Linked DNA regions of Homo sapiens: region 2 is linked to region 1. A link is a contact called in ENCODE Hi-C or POLR2A ChIA-PET data. All regions are on one chromosome and are shown on one strand. Each heading gives the region's core, a stretch centred on a gene start or an enhancer-like site at or near the end of the contact. The rest is flanking DNA. Distances are from core to core; before and after follow the strand shown. Region 1 holds the start of TMEM92-AS1 (TMEM92 antisense RNA 1). Region 2 has its middle 7.7 kb from the start of TILAM.

Region 1 (6,187 bases), core at 1,191-3,690:
TCCAGACACCATCTTGCTACACATTTCCAGGATGTTGAGTCATCTGTTTAGCAAGGACCAGTCTGATTCAGGCTCACTCTGTTAGCCTCATATATTACGTGGCCCAGGAGGAACTAAAACTCCTGAAAACCTGCCAGGGCCCATCACGCCCCTCTCTGTTAGCCTGAAACTTCAGGAAAAGTCAGATCCACACAGCAGCTTGATTAGCAGTGCTTGTCAGGGGTGGGTGGAGCAGGAAGAATGCTGTGTCTAGGCTGGGGTGGGGGGATAGGAGGAGAATGTCAGCTGTAGGAGCCAAGGGGACTGGCAAGGAGCTGTGCAACCACGCAGGAAAAGCATCTGGATCCTCCCTTGAGCTACCCAACTTTATATTAAAGGTAAGGGTGACCTCGGAAGGCTGGGAGTTTTGGGGATTCACAGGTGGCCAACACTGGAGTGGGTCTCTGATCTCTTTTTAGCCTCGGTTAGGAGGATATTTGTTGGCTCAGTTTAATCTGAATCCTGCATGAGAGTTTTGCAAAGAGATGAAGACCTCCTTTGATCCTGTCTTCCTTGTGTGAGAGCTCAGCCACAAATAGAGTGTAGGGTCCTTTCAGTTTTCACCTCTAACAACTCTGACTTTGTTCTCTCCATTCTCAGCTTCCTGCGCCAATCCCCCAGGTCCCAGATCTCCAGTTATATTTCAGGGGTCTTCTATTTTTATCCTTTCCCCTTTGTTTTGTGGATAAGAGGAGGTTTAGGTGCATTTCCCTCCAACTGAGGACTTTGGAAATCTTGGCAGGCTTTGGAAATGTCACATGGCGTGGCAGGAGGAGCGGCTGTGCAAAAACAAATGAGTGTTCCCATCAAGATGTTTGCAATTTAATTCTAGCCTAGCTACTCACTGACCTCAGCCTTAGGGATGTCATGGACTTTCTCAGGATCCATTTCTTCATCTGTAAAATGAGGGAGTTGGTCTATAGGCTACTTTAGGCTCTTTGGATTGCAAGTGATGATAAACCAACTCAAACTAGCTTGAGCAAAATAAGAGATGTCACTGGGTGCTGTGGCTCACACCTGTAATCCCAGCACTTTGGGAAGGTGAGGAAGGAGGATTGCTTGAGCCCAGGAGTTCTAGGCCAGTCAGCAACGTAGTGAGACCTCATCTCTACAAAAAATTTTAAAAATTAGCCAGGCTTGATGGCATGTGTCTGTCATCCCAGCTACTGGGGAGGCTGAGGCTGAGGCAGGAGGTTCACTTGAGCCTGGGAGGTCGAGGCTGCAGTGAGCTGTGTTCACACCACTGCACTCCAGCCTGGGTGACAGAGAAAGACCTTGTCTGAAACAATGAAAACTAAGACAAAACAAAACAAAACAACACCCCCCAGCCCAAATGAGAGATGTGTTAGCTTTTTGGTTGCCAAGGAAGGGAGGAGTAGCTAGGCCATAGTAAGGCAGCTGGATTTCAGAAACAAACAGAAACAGGCATCGCAAGGTTAACAGGACTTTCTCTCTGTCTCCTGTCTTTACTTTCCTTTGAATGTTGGCTTCATTCCTTCTCACTCAACCAGGTTTTTTCACATAAGGGGCTAACATGGCCACCAGTGGCCCCATCTCCATCTCACACTTTTACTACCTGAGCAATCTAGGATCGGACAGATTCCCTGAGCTCCAAATAGAAAATTCTCAGGGAAGGGCTCTGATTGGCCCAGATTGGATCAGTGCCCACCCCTGAACCAGTCAACCGTAGCCAGAGAAGTAGGATCAAATGGCTGCCCCCAGTTCCACAGTCATTATGTGAATGAGGGTGGGGGTGGGGGCAGATGGAGACAATTCCAAGAGAAGCCAGATGGCTGGGCATGTGGCAAAAATGTGTGCAGTATAACCTGTTCTGAATCTAATTGTTGATGAAAGTTCTGCTATTGCTGTGTCAAAACACAAAATTGTCTTCTTGAGCCTCCAAAGTGATCGCAGCTCACTGCAGTCTCGACCTCCCAGGCTCAAGTGATCCTTCTGCCTCAGCCTCCCAAGTAGCTGGGGCTACAGGTGTGTGCCACCATGCCTAGCTAATTTTTCTATTTTTAGTACAGATGGGGTTTCACCATGTTGGCCAGGCCGGTCTCAAAATCCTGGCCTTAGGTAATCTGCCTGCCTCAACCTCCCAAAGCGCTGGGATTACAGGCATGAGCCACTGCACCCAGCCCATAAACAGTGCTTTTTATTGGGTACTAGAAGCATATGAATAGCAGAGCATAAACCTAAATTTGATCTAATGACCTTTGACAGTGTTAAAAGCTCTGGAACCTGGAGACAGGAAACCAGTTTTTCATACTTTTTATTTTGAAATTATTATAGATTCACAGGAAGTTGCAAAGATAGTACAAAGTGGTCCCAATTTTCTTTGCCAAATTTCTCTCAATTTTTTTTTCCAGACAGGTCCTTGCTCTGTTGCCCAGGCTGCTGTGCAGTGGCATGACCATAGTTCACTGCAACCTCAAACTCCTGAGCTTCAGCGATCCTCCCACCTCAGCCTCCCAAGTAGTCCCATAGTCCCAGCCCCTGAGCTGGGACTACAGGTATGTGCCACCATGCCTGGCTAATTTTTTATAGAGACGGGGTTTCACTATATTGCGCAGACTTGTCTTGAACTCCTGGGCTCAAGCAACCCTCCTGCTTCAGCCTCCGAAAGCACTGGGATTACAGGCAGGAGGCACCTGACCTCCAAGGGTTACAGGGTTACATCTCTTTTTTTTTTTTTTTTTTTTGAGATGGAGTTTCATTCTTGTCCCCGAGGCTAGAATGCAGTGGTGTGATCTCAGCTCACTGCAAACTCCGCCTCCTGGGTTTCAGCAATTCTCTTGCTTCACCCTCTGGAGTAGCTGGCACAGGTGCGTGCCACCACTCCTGGCTAATTTTTGTATGTTTAGTAGAGACGGGGTCTCACTATGTTGGCCAGGCTGGTCTCAAACTCCTGACCTCAGGTGATCTGCCCACCTCAGCCTCCGAAAGTGCTGGGATTACAGGGGTAAGCCACCGTGCCAGGCCCTCCAAGGGTTACATCTTATGTAAAGTATCAAAGCCAGGAAACTGACGTGGGTATAATGTGTGTGCCTAATTCTGTGTTGTTTTATCACATGCAAATTTGTGTAACTACTACCTCTTCAAGTAAAATGCAGAACTGCTCCCCCACCAAACAGATCTCTCTGGTGAGACCTCTGTGTAGCCATACCCACTCTCTCCCCATCAACAACTAATGTGTCTCCATCGCTATCATTTTGAGGAGGCTGAGTTTTAAATCAACTTCCGACCCTCTCAGCAGTGTGACCTTGGATAAGTCATTTGTCCTTTTCTGGATGTTGATCTTCTCAGCTAAAGTAAGACAAGGTTGGCTCACATCAACATTCCTCTTGAATTTCCACAGGCTGATATGATCTGAAAATGCTACGGAGATTATGAGAAAGAAAATGGGGTTTTATGGTGAAATAAACTAGGGAAATGATGCTTTCCATAAATACATAATGCTTCTTTACCGTGAATTCTCAGCCCTTTAATACACTAAGGTGAACTGTGAATCTTCTAGTGTGGGAGGTATACGCAGCATTTTCCAAATTTATCTGAACACAGAATGCTCCCCCCACCCTTAAAAAAATCCTCTAGAAAAAAAATCACTTGGAACTAGTTTTTCAGGGAATATGCTTAGAGATATGCTTTTTCAGGTGACCTCTGAGGTCCTCCTGCCTCAGGGATCCCACCCAGATTAAATGCCTAGAAATATATCCTCCCTCGTGGGTTAAATTATGTATCTTCAGCCAAAACCTACGAGTGTGACCTTATTTGAAATAAGGGTCTTTTCAAGTGTAATTAAGATAAGGATCTTGAGATGAGATCATTCTAGTTTAGGGTGAAGTCCAAATCCAACGAAGAGTGTTCTTATCAGAGACAGAAAAGGGGGACACGCATAGACACAGAAGAAAATGATAGGCTAGGCATGATGGCTTGCACCTGTAATCCCAGTGCTTCGGGAGGCTGAGGCAGGAGGATTGCTCAAGCCCAGGAGTTCCAGGCTGCAGTGAGCTATAATCACCCCACTGTACTCCAGCCTGGGTGACAGAGCGAGACCCTGTCTCTGAAAAAAGAAAGAAGGAAGGAAGGAAAGAAAAAGAAACAAAGAGAAAGAAAGACAAAGAAAGAAAAAAAGAAAGAAAGGAAGAAAAAAGAAAAGAGAGAGAGAAAGGGAGAGAGGAAGAAAGGGAAGGGAGGGAGGGGAAGGAAGGAAGGAAGTAAGGAATGAAGGAAGGAAGGGAGGGAGGGAGGGAATGCTCTGTGCTGTAGAGGCAGAGTCTGGAGGGCAGCCATAAGCTAAGGGCCACAGCCGCCAGAAGATAGGCAAGGGCAACCTTAGCCATGCTTGGATTTCAGACTTCTGGCCTCCAGAACTGAGAGATAATAAATTTCTGCTCTTTTAAGCCACCCACTCTGTGGTTCTTTGCTACAGCAGCCTGAGGAAACACATAACCCTCTTTTCAGACTCTTGGGGTATTTCATTTTTATTTATTTTTTGTAGAGATGGGGTTTCACTTTGTTGCCCAGGCTAGTCTCGAACTTCTGGGCTCAAGCTACCCTCCCGCCTAGACCTCCCAAAGTGCTGGGATTACAGGCCTGAGCCACCGTGCCCCGACAAGGGGTTTTTATTTTTTAAAAGAGCAGTGGCTGTTCACAAGTGCAGTCATGGTGTACTGCAACCTTGAACTCCTGGGCTCACTTGATCCTCCCGCTTCATCCTGCGGAGCAGCTGGGACTACAGGTACATGCCACCGAACCCTGCAGAATCTTAGGGGGTTTTGAAGGAAGGAAGGGTCTCGTTTAAGTTTCTCCAGCCCCCAAGCTCCTTCCCTCCTCAGGCCTTTGCATATGCTGACCCCTCTGGGAACCTGAATGGTGAAAATACAGCAGCCCTGTGAAGACTGGGAGGAGGGCATTGGGAGGGAGGGAAGTTCCAAGCAGAAAAGCCACCAAAGGCCCTGGGCCAGGCCAAGATTTGGGATAGTCAAGTCCCAGAGAGAAGGCAACTGTGGCTGCCACGCAGTGAGAAGGGAGGAGAAGTAGGAGAAGACGCTTGAGGGCAAGGGAGGGGCCACACACTGCCTAAGTCCTGCCAGCTACGGTCAGGGGTTTGAAGTTTATTCCAATGGGCAACTTTAAAAAAAATTTTTTTTTGAATAGGGTCTCGCTCTGTCACCCAGGCTGGAGTACAGTGGTGCGATCACAGCTCACTGCAGCTTCAACCTCTTGATCTCTTAAGCAATCGTCCCACCTCAGTCTCCCCCTGCCCCACCTCCGCACTACCCCGCCCTGCCATCGGATAGCTGGGACCACAGACTCACACCACCATGAGTGAAGCCAAAAAATACAAACATACTTTTTGTATTTTTTTGTAGAGACAGAGGTCTCTCTATGTTGCCCAGGCTGGTCTCGAACTCCTGGGCTCAATCGATCTTCCCTCCCACCTTGGCCTCCCAAAGTGCTGGTATTACAGGAGTGAGACATGGCGCCCAGCCCATTGGAGGATTTTTTTTTTGAGACGGAGTCTCGCTGTGTCACCCAGGCTGGAGTGCAGTGGCACGATCTCAGCTCACTGCAACCTCTGCCTCATTGGAGGATTTTAAGCACGGGAATAACAAGTCTTGTTTGCGCTTTAGAAAGATCTCCCTAAGTGCAGTGTGTGGGATAAACTGCAGGGGGTGAGATGGAGACAAGCCTGGAGGCAGAAATCAGGTAGTTCATTAGGATAGGCTGGGCTAGGGATGAAGGTGGCTTGGTCGAGGGCTGTAACCGTGAAATGGGAATAAGTGGGCCTAGGTCTATTTTGCAGGCAGCGCTGTCAGGATGATGGAGTGAGGGAAAAAGAAATCACAATAATTTCTTAGTGTTTTAGCCTACACAGCTGGGCGAATGGGGAGCGACATCTATTTATGATAGGAGACCTTGGGAAGGACTGGATTTGAGGGGGTGGTGGAGGGAAATTCGAGCCTGCTTTTGGCTGGGAGATGCTCATTAGGCATCCAAGAGGAGGCGTGAGGTAGTTAAATATGTGAATCTGAGTCCCAGGGAGAAGTCTCGGCGGGAGATTAAGTCTTGAGATTCATCAGACCAGAGATGGTCTGTGAAGCCGCAGATCAGGATGACAGCCACTATGGGAATGAACAAA
Region 2 (6,187 bases), core at 1,552-4,051, 65 kb after region 1:
CCTGGAAAAGCTGCAGGCACTCAATGCCAGCCCATGAAGGCAGATGGAAGGGTAGCTGTACCCTGCAAAGCTACAGGGGTGGAGTGGCCCAAGGCCATGGGAGCCCACCCCTTGCATCAGCAAGCGCTGGATGTTAGACATGGAGTCAAAGGAGATAATTTTGTAACTTTAAGGTTTAATGATTGCCCTATTATATTTCAGACTTGGATGGGGCCTGTATCCCCTTTGTTTTGGCCAATTTCTCCCCTTTGGAATGGGTGTATTTACCCAATGCCTGCATCTCCATTGTATCTAGGAAGCAACTAACTTGCTTCTGATTTTACAGGCTCATAGGCGGAAGGGACTTGCCTTGTCTCAGATGAGACTTTGGACTTGGACTTTTGGGTTAATGCTGAAATGAGTTAAGACTTTGGGGGACTGTTGGAAAGGCATGATTGTGTTTTGAAATGTGAGGACATGATATTTGGGAGGGGGCGGGGGCAGAATGATATGGTTTGGCTGTATCCCCACCCAAATCTCATCTTGAAGTGTAGTTCTCATAATCCCCACGTGTTGTGGGAGGGACCCAGTAGGAAGTAACTGAATCATGGGGGCAGGTTTTTCCCCATGCTATTCTCATGATAGTGAACATATCTCATGAGATCTGGTGGTTTTATAAAGGTAAAGTTCCCCTGCATATGCTGACTTGCCTGCTGCCATGTAAGACGTGCCTTGCACCTCCTTCACCTTCCTCTGTGACTGTGAGGCCTCCCCAGCCATGTGAAACTGTGAGTCCATTAAAACTCTTCTTCTTTATAAATTACCCAGTCTTGCATATGTCTTTATTAACAGTGAGAAAATGGACTAATACATTAGGTCATGAGGGTGGAGCTCTCATTAATGGGATTAGTGCCTTATGAAAGAGACCCCAGATAGCTCTCAAGCTCTCTTTCTGCTATGTGAAGATGCAACAAGAAGTTAGCCATCTGCAACCTGGAAAAAGGCCTTCACCAGAACCTGACTGTGCTGGCGCCATGACCTCCAGAACAATGAGAAGTAAATGTCTATTATTTATAAGCCCACCCAGTCTGTGGTACTTTGTTGCAGCAGTTCAAACTAAGACAGCAACAAATATAATTTAAAAAAATATTTCAGGCAAAAGCCCTCAATGGATTCTAAGATTAATGGGTGCAGGCTGGGTGTGGTGGCTCATGCCTGTAATCCCAGCACTTTAGGAGGCCAAGGTGGGCAGATCACTTGAAGTCAGGAGTTTGAGACCAGCCTGGCCAACATGGTGAAACCTCATCTCTACTAAAAATACAAAAATTAGCTGGGCGTGGTGGCATGTGCCTGTAATCTCAGCTACTTTACTTGGGAGGCTGAGGCAGGAGAACCGCTTGGACCCCGGAGGTGGAGATTGTAGTGAGCCAAGATCATGCCACTGCACTTCAGCCTGGGCAACAGAGTGAGACTCTGTCTTAAAAAAAAAATTAAATTAAACTAATGGGTACAGATTGGATAAGGAATGGGACTTGATATAGTTTGAGATCCTCCCCACAGAAAACAATGGGAAAAGAGTAACTTTACAGTGGATAGACCTTGTAGATGCCACCTTAATCAAGCAATCGAAGTTAACATCATCAGTAATGGGGCAAATTGAAATCATGCACCACCCGATAAGATGCAGTGAGAAGAACATGGCATCACTTCTGTGATATTCCTACCTCAAGTTCATAACTTGAATCTAATCATTAGGAAACATCAGACAAACCCAAACCAAGAGACACTCTACAAAATCATGACCTGTGATCCTCAAAATTTACAAGGTCATGAACAGCAAGGAAAGACTGAAGATAAATGCACTGTATGATACTGGATTGGGTCTTTTTGTGACAAAGGATATTTGGGACAAATGGCACAACATAAATAAATTGTAGTAAAGTGTTTATATTTTTATGGTTGCATTGTGGTTGTTTAGGTGAACATTATTGTAGGATTTACACATAAGAATATTCATGGGTGATGGAATATCGTGTCGGCAATTTACCATCAAATGCTTCAGGAAACAAAACTGCTTCGCACTATTCTTGGAACCTTTCTATAAACTTGAAATTATTTCCAAATAAAAAGAAAAAAATGGTAACAAAAAGCTTATAAAAATTATGTGTATGGGAAAAGTACGTGTGTGTATATATGCTAGCAGCCAAGGGGGAATGTTTTGGACATTGAGTGTTTCTACCTGCCTTAGCATTTGTTTCTCCTTCTTCCAGAAACAGCATCCAGATTTTATTTTGGGGAACTGCCCTTCCCCCACTCTTGGTCAATGCCTTGCTGGTGTAGGCACATGCCCAAGTCAACCAGCATATTTCATCCGCCAGCCATGGTCACTGGTTTAGAGACGGGCACATGACTTAAGTCCATCCAATACGGGCAAATCTTGAGATTTTTTTTTTTTTTTTTTTTGACAGACTCTCTGTCACCCAGGCTGGAATGCAGTGGTGCAGTCTCGGCTCACTGCAACATCCATGTCCTGGGTTCAAGCAATTCTCCTGCCTTAGCCTCCCGAGTAGCTGGGATTACAGGCACCTGCCACCACCCCCGGCTAATTTTTATATATTTAGTAGAGACAGGGTTTCGCCATGTTGGCCAGGCTGATTTCGAACTCCTGACGTAAGGTGATCTGCCCACCTTAGCCTCCCAAAGTGCTGGGATTACAGGCATGAGCCACCGTGCCTGGCAAATCTTGGGATTTTTTTTTTTCCCTCTTGAAACTATTGTGAAAGAGTTTCTGTTTTTCTCCTGGGGTTGCTTAGCTTTTAGAAAATAAGCCTGAGGCAGCTGGGTGAGACCACCGCACAGAGCCAAGCTGTCCAAGAAGAAAAGCTATTTCAGAGAAAAGCAAAAGAAGAGGTAGAGAAACTGAGTCTTCTTGATCTTATTTTAGCCGATAGATCCAATTGTACCTACCTTTTTGGTTAAATAAGCCAAATAGCTTTAATTTTCTGTTTAAGCCACTTTGAATTAGGCTGTTGGCACTTGCAACTGAAAAAATCATGACTAATATTAGGAAATTCCTAATTCAGCTGGGCTGGAGTTGAGAGTGGGAAAGGGGTGGGGAGAGCTGTGGCTGGCAGTCAGACTTGGCAGGGCCTCTGGGCATCAGGATCCAGTGGGCGTTCTGCGGGCCTGAGAAGCACTTGAAGGTGCTTTTGAAGAAGTGGCAAGAGCGGGTGGCAGGGAGACAGTGACCAAGCAGAAGTCTTTGAGTGACTTTGGACAAAGCTTGGGCCCAGGCTTATTCCCAATCGGCGCCACCTAACAGTTTGCTACCCAGCCCGGAGCCCAGTGGCCACACCCTTGGCACATCCCTGACCAGAGACACCTGCAGGCTTGGCCCTGGTCTTCCCTTCCAACCCTGTGGTTACTAGGCCCTGCATTTCTTCACCCTGCCTTGGTTGACAAAATACCCTGTCTCCAGATTATGCAATCAAGCACTGGGACAACCCTATGGGGGAGGTGAGGCTGGGATTATTCCCATTTCACAAGAGTAAAAATTAAGGCTCAGAGACGTAAAGCAACCTGTCCAAAGTCACACAGCTATGTGGCGGGCAGAACCAGGACCAGGAGATAGGGCTTTTCTCTCCAAGTCCACAGCTCTTTCCAGAACTCTCTTGAGTTTTAGAATTTCTGAGCTAGAGCTAGGAGATGGCACAGCTTCTCTGGTATGGGGGATGTGGTGGAAGACAGAATCCACCCCTTGGGTTTTGAAACCTCCCTCGAGTGAGCGGGGAGGGGTGGAGCCAGACTTTCAGAGGCTCATGAGGCCCTCAGGAGAGGGAAGTGGGCTGAAAAGGAAAGTAAACTAACAACTTTACTTGAGGAATGATAATTGATCTAATACATGCTACATGCTTACTTCCACCAGGCACTGTTCTACCTACTTTAGGTTCTCACAATCTTATGAACAAGATCTATGATCCCCATTTTAGAGATGAGGAAACTCAGGCACGGAAAAGGGAAGTAACTTGTCCACAGTCACACCGCTGGGAGAAGGAGCGGCTGGGATTTGAACTGGAAGTCTGAGCCCGCAGGCCAAGCTCTCATAGCGCGACTGCACTGCTCCTTCTGTGCGCCAGGCACTGTGCTAGGAGCCAGGATGAACCTGACAGTTGTACCCCAGTCCTCCCAGAGAGGATCCTCAGGAGGGTGGGATGGGAGTGGGCAGCCAGGCAGAGCGGGGCGCTGGGAGAGACCCTGCAGCAGAGCGGGACGGCCAGGGACCCAAGGGAGTTTTTGAAGAGAAGTGTAGCCAGAAACGCCTAGGGGAGAGCGGGGGGTGGGATGGTAGGTGGAGAGGGGCCTGTTCCAAGCAGAGCAGGGCAGGGTCTGCGCTGGGCAGGATGCCCGGGGCCTCGGGGCTCAGGAGGGGAGCGCTGGGGGACGGAGGTGGCTGGAAGGCCGGAAGGCAGTGAGAGCACGTTAGCTAGTCCTGAGCGGCAGGGCCTGGGGGTGACTGGGGAGCTCGGGTCCTCCCCAGTGGGAGGGGACCACGGCGCAGGAGGCAGAGCGGGGAGGAAGGATGAGGCACCTGGTGGCAAGACCACTCTGGCTGCTGCCTTTCGGAGAAAGACTTGGGCCCTAGGAGGGAGGGGCAGGGAGAGGAGCTGGGAGGCTGTGGCAGGAGTTTGCAGAGACTGCAAGGCAGGAGGAAGGAGACGGCGCTCGGGGAGAATCCACAGGTGGAGAGATATTAAGGGAGAACCCCATTTGATGGCCATTTTGCAGCGGAGAGTTAAAAGCCCACACTTAGCTGCCAGACCTCAGTTTGAAGCAGAAGTCGCCATTCATTTGCAATGCGACCAAGGGCAAGTGACTTAACCTCTCTGAACCTCGGTTTCCTCATCTGTAAAGCAGAGCTAATGACCCATGTATCTCATTGTGAAGACCGTTGTAAAGATTGAGACAATGTAAGCAGGCGTCTGGACCTGAGTCCTAAGTAAACCCGAGCATTCTGGACACTGTCCTTTAGGTCTTTTTGCAGACATCCAAGTCTGGGGGAAAGAGTCTTTGGGGCAAGGAGCATAAAAAGTTTCTGGGTCCTCTCCTAGCCTCTCCCCTCCAAGCTGGGTGGCTTTGGGGAGAAGCTCTCTGAGCTTCTGGGTTCTCGTCTATAAAATGGGGATACTAGCATTTTCCTCACTGGACTTTGAGCAGAACAGCTGGGACAGAGCTGTTGGACATGGAGCAGAGCATTGCTTTTGTTTGAGCAAGAGCTAGTGACCCACCAGAAGGCTGTGACAAGGGTCAGCTCAGCTAACACAGCAGGGCTGCGCTGGACAAGCAGGGCTCACAGGATCCTAGGGGCCTCCCTGGATTCCCTATGGGATTTCTTTATCTGCCATGGAATGCAGCCTCGGCAGCAACGGGAGTGTTCTCACACTCAACATCAGCAGCCCTTACTGGGCATTGAGCTCATACATCAACCACCCACTTTAAACAAGTTTTAAAACAACAGTGTATTTCTAAAATCATTTTTGAAATGCAACTGTGTAAAAGTAACATGAAGGATAATTGTTACATATCAGGGAGGGTGATGATACCTTCTGAAAATTTCCGCCAGTACGTCTGCGCCCTGTGTGACAGTAGGAGCCATAAGGAGTTTTCATATCCTGTCAGTTTCTTTTCTTATTCCTTATTCGTACCAAATTAGAAAAATCCTAAACCACAATTATAGGTCATTAGAAATGGCAGCAAATGTTTGGTGGCTCTGACAGATGGTTCTGGATTCAGACCAAACAAGAATTCAGAAATCACAGACCTCTTTCTTCCTAAAGACTGCTCTCCCCTCTCTCGGACATTAGGTCAACAGGTACAAAGCTTTCAAAAGCCAGAAGACTAAGTATTTCACCCAGGGAGAGGGGGGCGGCGGTGGGGGGGAGCAAGCAGAGTCATAATCCTTTCTTTGGTTGAATTTGACTCCGGAAAGAATTCTTTAAGTTCTGAGTAATGTTTGGATGTGGTTTTTAAATAGTCTTAATAATATGTCACCGATTCCTTTCTCCTGCTCAGAAACAAAATCACCAAGTGCTGAAAAAGAATCAAAATAAAAATGGAGCAGTCATACTGCTGTTTGGTTTTAAGAAATTCTGCTAACTTGCTCCTCAACAGTAAATATTGTAATTGGTGATGTCTGGACAATACAGATATT

The links. Hi-C counts contacts between places; a loop is a spot of excess contacts on that map. ChIA-PET counts read pairs that join two places held with the same protein, here RNA polymerase II (POLR2A). Pooled maps may share reads with other maps.
Region 2: a pooled map shows a loop between it and region 1 (5-fold over the local background). The contact joins the enhancer-like site here to the promoter of TMEM92-AS1 in region 1. A Hi-C loop is called at or near these places in 10 of 168 maps with a recorded cell type or tissue (B cell, GM11168, GM13977 and 7 more) and 8 of 50 pooled maps. POLR2A ChIA-PET finds 5 or more read pairs at or near these places in 16 of 52 experiments (AG04449, AG04450, BJ and 11 more).

The regions. Positions count from the first base shown.
Region 1 is chr17:50,284,108-50,290,294 of GRCh38, reverse strand. It overlaps TMEM92-AS1 (TMEM92 antisense RNA 1), which reads left to right and starts at 2,440. Exons shown (of 4, transcript NR_125805.1): 1 at 2,440-2,555; 2 at 6,088-6,187.
Region 2 is chr17:50,219,290-50,225,476 of GRCh38, reverse strand. No RefSeq gene overlaps it. Among named protein-coding and RNA genes, the nearest start is that of TILAM, 7.7 kb to the right of the region's middle. Within about 2 kb of position 2,801, at least 17 of the 41 ENCODE cell types and tissues checked have a DNase peak (open chromatin) inside an H3K27ac peak, as active enhancers do; they include ascending aorta and gastrocnemius medialis, where a contact is called at or near this core.